3 separate regions of the Homo sapiens genome follow, and regions 1 and 2 are each linked to region 3. Evidence: chromatin contacts called from ENCODE Hi-C or POLR2A ChIA-PET data. All regions are on one chromosome and are shown on one strand. Each heading gives the region's core, a stretch centred on a gene start or an enhancer-like site at or near the end of the contact. The rest is flanking DNA. Distances are from core to core; before and after follow the strand shown.

Evidence for each region. A loop is a pair of places that touch in the nucleus more often than their neighbours do. ChIA-PET counts read pairs that join two places held with the same protein, here RNA polymerase II (POLR2A). Pooled maps may share reads with other maps.
Region 1: a pooled map shows a loop between it and region 3 (2.4-fold over the local background). The contact joins the promoter of PRDM5 here to the enhancer-like site in region 3. A Hi-C loop is called at or near these places in 2 of 168 maps with a recorded cell type or tissue (IMR-90 and heart left ventricle) and 6 of 50 pooled maps. POLR2A ChIA-PET finds 5 or more read pairs at or near these places in 2 of 52 experiments (OCI-LY7 and activated CD4-positive, alpha-beta T cell).
Region 2: a pooled map shows a loop between it and region 3 (4-fold over the local background). The contact joins two enhancer-like sites. A Hi-C loop is called at or near these places in 1 of 168 maps with a recorded cell type or tissue (chondrocyte), 3 of 37 single-sample maps with no recorded cell type and 6 of 50 pooled maps. POLR2A ChIA-PET finds 5 or more read pairs at or near these places in 1 of 52 experiments (OCI-LY7).

Annotation. Positions count from the first base shown.
Region 1 is chr4:120,920,850-120,924,319 of GRCh38, forward strand. PRDM5 (PR/SET domain 5) reads right to left here and starts at 1,877. Exons shown (of 16, transcript NM_018699.4): 1 at 1,667-1,877. The coding sequence starts at 1,759. It overlaps LOC105377399 (a long non-coding RNA gene), which reads left to right and starts at 2,087. Exons shown (of 2, transcript XR_001741804.2): 1 at 2,087-2,478.
Region 2 is chr4:120,753,382-120,756,384 of GRCh38, forward strand. PRDM5 (PR/SET domain 5) reads right to left here. Exons shown (of 16, transcript NM_018699.4): 14 at 1,172-1,257. Among named protein-coding and RNA genes, the nearest start is that of PRDM5, 170 kb to the right of the region's middle. Within about 2 kb of position 1,375, at least 2 of the 41 ENCODE cell types and tissues checked have a DNase peak (open chromatin) inside an H3K27ac peak, as active enhancers do.
Region 3 is chr4:120,828,344-120,831,723 of GRCh38, forward strand. The region is part of intron 3 of PRDM5 (PR/SET domain 5); the gene reads right to left. Among named protein-coding and RNA genes, the nearest start is that of PRDM5, 93 kb to the right of the region's middle. Within about 2 kb of position 2,013, at least 3 of the 41 ENCODE cell types and tissues checked have a DNase peak (open chromatin) inside an H3K27ac peak, as active enhancers do.

The DNA.
Region 1 (3,470 bases), core at 627-3,126, 92 kb after region 3:
TAGTAAAGTGATGCAATAATATATGATGATTTTGGAAGCTGTTCATTTCATTGCATGCCCAAAAATAAAATACTTACAAAGAATCAAACACATGAAAAAAATAAACTGAAATTAATAAAAATCTCAAAAGAAAGTAGGTTGGCCAGCTGTTTCTAAAAATCTATATGGTAATATAAGGAAACAACAAGGATTATATAATAATTCTAATCTTTGCAGAGTTGTTTACAGTACTCTTCATAACATTAAATAAAATGATTTTTAAGATCTGTGTTTAATTTTTAAAGTAATTAAATTTAAGCCAGAAACCTTTAAGGAAGGTCTGTTTGAGAATTTTTCACATCTTTTAAGAATGAATTAAAAGGAGAATTTCAACTCTGTACAGACGTCATTTGGTGATGGTTGTATTTGGCCTTCAAAAAATGTTGATTTTAACATTTGGCCATTTGGCAACTATTCAATACACCTCTAATTCAGATAAATTATTTATTCCTGTTTTTAACATTTGAACATTCTCGCCAACTCCCACTTGAAAAAATAAATAAGTGGTTTATTTTCTCCAATTTTGCCCTGAAGGATGACTGGAGATCATGTTGTCAGTGGAGCCCTTTTTGGGGATTACTAGCACTTTCTACTACTCTTCACCAGCTCTTTAGGTCAGAGGCAAAGGGGAGAGGGTTATATGCAGATGAAAGGCACCCTAGTGTCTCTACTGCATCCTCTGAACCTCTTGTTAACATACCTTACCTGAACAAGCCTGTTCTTGCCCAAACCTCCATCTTACAAAATATCTACTAAGAAAAGGGGGCGAGGACGGCTAGGACGACTCTAACAAGTTATAATATTATAAGATCAAATCCAAAGAGCTGGACTTTTCCTGTGGCCTCTCTTCCTAGGCCTTTGCTTTCAACATCCAACACTTTCAGGCCCTTCCTGTACGAACTGAGCAATGTGCTTCCTCTCATCACATGCCTGTAACTTTCTGGCTGGAGAGATCGAACCGATGTTGGAGACAAATTAAAAAAAAAAAGAGCGGAGAAAAAAGGTATAGACACTCAAAGATCATCTGGTTGGCACCTCCCTGAAGGCACATATAATACATTCCAGAAGGAGGGAAGGAAATCCTGGGCGTATGAATGAGATTCTACGGCCTGCGTGGAGCGGCGCTCTGGGCTGCTCCTCCCATCCCCGCATGGAAAGTTAGGCGTTTCTAGCCACATTAATTCATCCTAAAGGAAAAGAGGCGACAGCGGAGCAGCGTGCGCGCGGGGGAAAACACCCGCCCACGCGTGCCTTCGCCAACGCAAAGACGCAGCTCACACCCGTAACCGAGGAAGAGGGAGGCTCCCGCCGCGCTCACTTCCTGCGGGAGAGAGGAAAGACATCTTGCGGCAGGGAGGCCGGTGGCAGTTCCGCCCCTGGACCGGCCGGCAGCGGAGCGCACCCCGCCGCCACCTACGTGGCGCTGCCTGCTCGGGTGGCGCAGCGAGTAAAGGCCACCCCCGCCGTGCCCCGCGGTCCCCGGCCTTCCCACGGACGCCTGGCCCGGCCCGGGCGAGGGGCGACCGGGGTGAAGCCCGCCGCGCCCCGGGCCCTGCGGCAGGGCGACTCCGGGAGGCACAGGGCGCGCGAGGTGCAGGGGCGCGCAGGCCGCCGCCGGGTCACCCACCTTTCGCACTCTGCGGGCCGTGTAGAGCCCCATGCCGTCCTGAACCCGGGAGGACTTCAGGGAGAACCTGTCCGGCACGTACATGCCCAGCATTTTCCCGGGCGCGGCGGCCGCCGCCTCTCTCAACACCGGCGCTTAGCGCCCGGCAGGCGGCACATCGAAATTTGGGGTGCCAGGGTAGAGGGGAGAAACCGGCAGGGAAGGAGGAAATGGAGTTTTCCTCCCAGAATCCCCACCTCCCTGCCGATTCCAGGATCCCCCGCGGCTCAGCCCCTCCTCGTCCCGGGTCGGGCTCGGCCCGGATCCGTTCCTGCCATTCCTGCTGCGGGGGCGCGGGGGGCGCGGGCCTGGGCGCTGCGGGCGCCGGGACGCCGCTCGCTGATTGGCCCGAAGTTGGCGGCTCTGACCCGCGCCCGGGCGCGAAGCCCGGAGCAGGGCTGACCCCAGGGCCTCAAACCCGGAGGCCCGCGAGCTGCGCGGGCCGTCAGCACCCCTAGCCCCGGCGCGGCGGCGTGCGTTCCCGCCTTTGTCCAGCTCTGGGTTTTCAAACCTTGCCCCGCTGAACCATTACTCCCTGTAGGGGAGTCTCGCTTGCTTCTCTTCAGATGCAAAACGAAATGGACCTTCACACAGCTGGGGCATCCTCCAAAACAACTTTATCAAGTTCCTGACTCTGAAAGCCAGCTTATTGCCGACTACTGAGAACGAACCCTGCGGTCTAGGAAATTTCCGTGCTTCTCACATTTGAGTTATGCGTCTTTGCTTTTTTTCACGTTTGTTGCAGAGGCTAGAACTTAATAAGGGATCGCAAAGTATGTTGATTAACGTACGGAAAAATATGTTGCAAACAATTTAATGTTTTAAGCACTAGAAACTAGATATTTTATGGTAACATAACCTCTGGGAAGTTCTTATACTTCTCAAGGTACAATATTCCTGAGACCTCCCTTGCTTGATAATCATTAGACGTATTACGGATTTTCAGACATACGGAAGTGGATTTGTGGGAGACAGGAGGGGACACCCAAACAATAGCATCTGGTGTCACAACAATGCAATAAAGTCACAAGTCTTGTTTTAGTGTTTTTAATAAGCTGTTAGGCTGTGCAGTGTGCCCAGGACCTTTAAAAGCCTGTTTCATCCTTCAAAGTGATCCTGGGGTCATCTACTCATTTCTCTTGATATTTATGGTAATTTTCTACTCTAGGGTCTTTTCTCGGAAACCATTTGATGTTCTTAATTGATGTTCTCATAAACCATTAAAAGCACACACAAAAGTTTGACAAAATTACAGACTACACACACACACCATGGAAACGATTCCTGTTTCTGCAGGAAACCCTTGGAACATAGTTCCTAAGCAGATTTTTTTTTTTTTTTTTTTTTGACAGGGTCTAGCTATGTCTCCCAGGTTGATCTTGAACTCCTGGGCTTAAGGGATCCTCCGGCGGCGTTGGCCTCCTGAAGTGCTGGGATTACACACTTGAGCTACCACACCCGGCCCCTATGTAGATTTTGATTCAAGTTTGGAAAAAGGTTTAAAAAACAAGAACAAAAGGCATTATGGGAAAAAAAAATCATGTAGTGGCAATATTCGGAGACTTTAAGGAACACAGTAAATGATGACATGATCCTCTTTCTAAGAAATGTAAGTTTAGCTTTCACAGCAGGGAGAGGAACACTTAGCCACTCTGTGAGTTTTGATACCTTTGACTTCCCATGGAAGATCTCTAACTTCTCTAGGGGAAAATAAATCAATAAAAACAAAAACTCTCTTTTGGGGGAATTGGGAGTTCCATGGCCT
Region 2 (3,003 bases), core at 125-2,624, 76 kb before region 3:
TCCTAATATTCATATAATATGAATGAATATGATACTACAAACTAGAGTGAGAAACCTGCTATAGATTTGCTTTAATAAGTGGAGAAGCTCCCTCTCTTCACCACAAAGACAAAAAGAGTATTTTCTTAAGGGGACCACAGAGGATAGCTTTTACGTGCTGCAGAACTGAAGTGGAAGGCTACAGTATTATTATACCGGGAAGAATATTATTATTATGTGTTTTCTCTAAAATTTTTATTTTATAGCTAAGGTAAAAAGTAAAATCCAGGAGAGGTTTAAATTAGAATTGTTCTAAAGGGGATTAGATAAGTCTCTTAAAATTTGAAAAAAAAAATACATCATTTACATACAGACCATACGCACTTTAAAAGGCCAAACTGAAAAGAAACTGTGAAAGATAATGCAGTGAAAAGTTGTATAGAGCAAAATCAACAATAGCTATTTAAAACAATATAAAATTTCCATGTGGAAAGTTCATTTAAAGTGTCTAATTGTGCTTAAATCGAATAGTGAGCTATGAAATGGTGGGTGATGGTGAGTAAGCTGCTTACATTTTTTTAAAAGCATGTGAAACAGATGCTTGAGTCTGGAAAAGGCATAGATAACAGAATGACAATAGTCCAGTGAGAGTGTTGACAGCAAAGGAACAAAGGGCACCCTGGGAAGAATAAGCCACAGCACTAGGCATGCCCTGTGAAGCACTGAGCTACACTTCCTTATTTTCCACCTGTCCTGGTAATTTATCTGCAATGTCTTTCTTGCAAATATACTTGCTCATCAGTATTACTTAATGGCCAAATGCTGACAAACTTGCAGACTCTATTAAAAAATGTTCCTATTACTGGTGAATATTCTGCAAGAAAAACCTTTAAATATTGTAGTATTAAAATTTTAAAATCTATTTATCTTGAAGTTCATCATTTATAACTCCTGAAAATTGAGTCCTGATTCAAAGAATAAAAACCTTTTTGAGGTTTCAATTTGTGTTTTTTTTCTTCTTTTCTTTCATTGTTTTATCTTTAAAAAAAATTATCCTGAAATATCTGTCATAAATATAGATATACAACTTCCAGTGTATTGCCTTTATTTTGTAATATAAAGTTAAATATATTTCTTTTAAAATAAGTATGGTTTTCATGATCAATATTAATGAAACAGAATATAATCTTACCCTGGTGTGAGTACGAATGTGCATCTTCAGTCCATCATTTTTACTGAATCCTTTTTCACAGTAAGGACATTGATAGGGACGCTCACCTACAAATAAAGGAAGCCTCCATGTCAGAAAAACATGAAGTAGCAGAACCAGTCCTGTGCTATCACTTCTCACACACTCAGATCCTGGCCACCGCATATGCCCTGTGCTACTTCAAGAAGTGGCTCCAGGCACAGCAGGGCAGATCCAAGCATGGGTCGTGCAGGACAGCAGTGGACTGTGGCCTCCCCTCCTGTGGAGAGGGCACTGAGCCCAGAGCACTTCCGATACTCAAAAATAAACATTTGCCAGTAGCATATTTGCTGCATATTCCTTTTAATACTTGAGACCAAATTAAATCTCCTCATTTTAAGAATTTGTTAAAAATATTTTATGTTAATCAATTTGCTCTATCACTGTACTACTCTTTAAAGGGGAATTATTTAACTGATTCATTGACACCTTGTTCTGTTTAATTTTTTTGTTTCATATAAATGAATTTGACTCAGTTAAGGCTGTGAGTTTCAAAAGAATTTCATAAAATTGGTATATGTTCAAAAGGACCATTGGTAGTTAAACTAAATAATAATTAATCCATACTTTCTGATATAATCAAATATCTCTCACCTAGAGGCTATAATTTTGAAAACAGCCAAAATGTTTTTCAAGACAAGCACACATATACACAGCACATTTCAAAAAAAATTCTACTGTGAAATGACAAAACTGTGACAAAATTTAATCTCCAAAAGGGATCTGAAGATGCCCTCTTGTCAAAGCCAAATCATTTAGGATGGACAGTAGCTCAAAATCACTAATTGATTTATTCTTTCATTTAACAATGTACTTACACAGCAGGATGCTAGACCCTGGCTGCAATCAAAGATCAATATAATAAAATATTTTCCTTCAGCTAATGTAAAACTTTTGTCTTCCCTTCAGAGCCAGGCCTTCTGACTAGCAGTGTATGTTCTTCCTCTACTCTCTCATGTTCCATTTGGTTCTGATCTTAATTCAATCTGGATATCATGTGCATTATCCCAGTCAACTCTCTCATGGGGTCAACAATGCCCCTTGTTGCTTGATCCAGTGACTACTTTTCAACAAGGCCTTCCTTGACCTCTCCCCTGTCCCTGACACTGCTTCATGAAATTGTCAGTTACATTCCTGGATCTCAAGGCTGGCCCCATTGCACAATGGCCTTGCACTGTTCTCCCCAACTTTGTTTCCAGCAGAGACATCATACGGAAGCACCTGCAGCGGTGTCCCCTGCCAAGCGACATTTTCCAGCCTCTCCTCCTTGGGGAGAAGCACCCAGGATTCTCCCTTTGGACCAGGCACTGTAAAATGGTGACAAACACCCAAAGTAGCAATAAACTAAAAACAACAATCACAACACAAACAGGAACAGGTCCCTTAAATGAGCTATCCAGACTTACCAACTTCTCTGAGACAAAATCAACCTTTGCACTAGGTAAGCTGACCTAGAATTATTGACCTTAGGATCATCGTGACTCTGGGAAGGTGTGGCTTTTCCAAGTCAGTAGGACAAAGGCTTGGCAACATCTAGGAAAAGATCATCTTATTTTAACCCTGAGTTGATAACACATGCTTATCAGAATTCCAGATCTCTATTGAGCCCCAATCTCCATGTACACATATGTCTAACAGGTACCCTCCTTTGGGTATCTCACAAACAGCTTAAATCAGTGTGCATTGTTTTGAATTTGCGGTATTTATCCTTTGGTCTTATGCATGCTATAAATCCTGTCCTGATTAGTTGTACCACATTCACCTAGTTAGCAAAT
Region 3 (3,380 bases), core at 763-3,262:
AAGGAGCCCCTCCAACACACCTGCATTTTACATATGGGAAAACTGAGGCTCAGAGATGAAAAATAAAATGTAAAGATCCCACAAATAGTAAATTCTAGAGCCAATCTAGAACCTGAGGCTAGGACTAGCATCATGAGAACTAGAATAATCAGGTCAGGAATGAAGTAGAATTAGTTATCAAATTATGCAACTATAATTTTAACTTCACTAGATAAAATATTTTCCAAATGAGCCTAAAATAATCCAATGCATTTATGGGCTGAAGGGAATTTGGCCCCATATAATTTTTTATTCTTTCTCTTTACTTCAGTGACTTACAAAATTATTCTTTTTTGGTCAAGCACTGGGCTCAAAACATACAGTTAACTTTGTGGCCTCAGTCTCAGGCACAGGAGAAGCTTACATTCCATTACCTAGCTACATCTGATATTAATATATTCTTAGAGTAGTTCCTTATATGTGGTATATGACAGGAAGAACACTTTATCAAGACTATCTTCTGGCTTTGGCTTGGCCGCTCTGAGGCTCTGTCACCTTGGGGAAGCCTCTTATCATCAGTACTCTTATTTTATCTGTAAAATGATAGAGTTGGACTTTATAATCTCATCCCTTCTAGAGCTAGACTCAATCACAAGTGAAATAAACTCATCTTTAGGGGAGTCTAGTTAATGAATTTAAAAGGAAAAGTACATATAGAGGCTGATCTGATTACTGCTTTCCCTCTCAGACCTCACCCTACTAAAGCAAAGCATGGTATGGAATTAAGAGAAATACTTAACTAGGATTCCTATGAAAAGCTGGAATATACAACCTTGTAAGGTTGAGAGGCCCATTCTCCAAAATTACATAGCGTAACATAAGCCATGCTTTGATAAGATTTTATCAATGTGACTACTTCTGTACTGTGGTAATGGTTAGGACCAAATGAACTCAAGATGCCTTCCAGTCTAATTATTTCTGCTTCTATCACTACACAGAAACATTTACTCCTAGATATCTAGGCAATAAATCTAATTTTCAAATTCTCTATGACCCTTCCACATCCGGCATTATGTGTACACCTCAACCTTCTCTGATAATTTGCTCTTTGTCTCTTCTCAAGTGCCATGCCTCACTAGGATAAATCTATCCTAATGAACTCATGCATCTGAGGTTCAGTTCTGCTATTTCAAAACAGTAAAAGTCTCTTGTTTCACAAGGAAATACTAGTCCCCACTGTGTGCAAATAAATATAACTCCAGGAGAGGCCACGGGTAATTTGGTATTTCAGCTGTATCTGTATGTCGCTTAACTCAGTTTTTGTTTACTTGTTGGCAGGCTGCTATCCACATGTGGACACTGTAAGAAAAACCATGATTGTGAAATTGGCAAAGGTACAATTCATTATATTGAAAAGGTAGTAAATTGTGAAAATCCACACTATCCAGCTAACATGACTAATGGGTAATCCATGGAAAAGGGAATTATCTTCAAAACAATGCAAGGGCTTATAAATGAACAACTTATACCAGTGTAGAGGAAAAAAAAAGTCTCTGGACTGCTATCCAATAATCAATAGAAATAAAAGACAAGCGATGAAGGTGCAAAAAAGAAAACAGAATGAAACAGTAAAGATTTCATATTTAATATCCTCTCATATAAAGCTTCTTTACTAAACTCCTGAATCAGTCTTAACCTGTGTATCGATATGTCTATAGCACTCAACATACAAAGCTGACAAACATCAAGAAAAAAATCATTTCCACATTAAAATTCACAAAATGTATCTATAATCCAACAATAAAACCAAAAGTCTTTAAGACATAACTGTAATAGACAGGATTCCTGTTTATTCACTCTCTTCCCAGTAAGAGGACTTTCCCAACTTGCTATGTGACTCAGAAAGTTACCTTTGGGGAGTGGGTATACCTTATGAGTTTGGCCGGGTGACTTGCACTAACCGATGAAATGTGAACAGAAGCAAAGTGAACCACGTCCAAGTGAAAGCTTTAAAAATCATCACATTTTGGCCGCCGCTCTCTTTCCCCTCTGCCAGGAAAACACATGTCCCTGATAAGGGTTGTATCTTCAGATGCCATGTGGAGCCAAGCTGTGGACAGAGTCATAGCCTCTGGCAGCCTATACTTTGTCAGCAAGAAATAAACCTCTGTTGCTATAAACCACTAAGAGTTTAGGGTTGTTCGTTGGAGCGGTCTTCTGAGCAAAAATTGACTGAAGCAGAATAATATTCTTAAAAATTATTTTATTTGAAAATAAGAAGCAAGTGACTTGAAATCAAGGAAAATAATGTGAGGCAGAAAATGACAGATGTATTCAAAACAAAGAACAGGGCAGGATACACTGATTCATGTTCAGAGTGCATTAATCAGGTCATATAAGAAAAATGAAGTTTCAAACAACTGCAAATAAAATCTGGTTTGCTAGTCATAGCTTATAATCAGCCATACAGGGAGGAAACAGTTTAGTATGATTCCTAAAAACAGAATACTATATTAAACAAAAAAATCAAGTCTATAAGCAAAGAATATCAATCACAAATTACTAACATATATGTGTATGTATACACATATCTTTCTCTGAGGGGCTCAAGCAGAGCTAGTAATGTTTGAACCATCTCATGACACAAATCTGATATTGTGGAGAAAAGAATCAACAAAAAAGAACATAAACAGAAAAAGTTGCTACTTTTTCTTGTGATGTGAGCTTGGGAAGCAGTGGCTTTTGAAAAAAAATATATATACTTCACTTTTTTATTTAAAAATAAGTTATCAATATTGACAAACCATGAAAGTGTTGAATCAGATAGTGCTGTGGAGGAGAGGGCAGCCGTTTTATAAACAAGTGATTAGAGGGCGGACATGTTCTTATTGCAAATTTGCTTTATTTACATCAGAAGCTCTTTTAACTGACCTCCCCTTAATTAGGTCCTAAACTTAACTGACACTCTGCATACCACAAAATCTACTGAATGATGCCCCACCTGAAGTCTTCTCAATTAGGAAGCTGCTGTCTTCTTGTTTGCCCACACATTCTGTTCCTACCACCTAACTGTCAGGCATGCTTCCCACAGTCCCACGCATTCATTCCTACACCTGTTTAAAACACTGGGGACAAGTTACTTTAATCATATAATTGAACTACATTTCAAATAAAATAAAGACAGCTGAGTAAGAAAAATTCAATTGTTTCTAAGAAAATCAATTGAATGTTTTGAAAAGTCTCAACGATAAGTCTATAAAAGAAATAGCCAAATTATATGAGGCAAAACAATTATAAAAGGGGAAAATCACAACTCTAGAAGGACTCTGAACTTAGGATGCTTTGCAAGAGTCTACTTATACTACTTATAAAGAGTAAAACTGGATATTGAGTGGTTATGA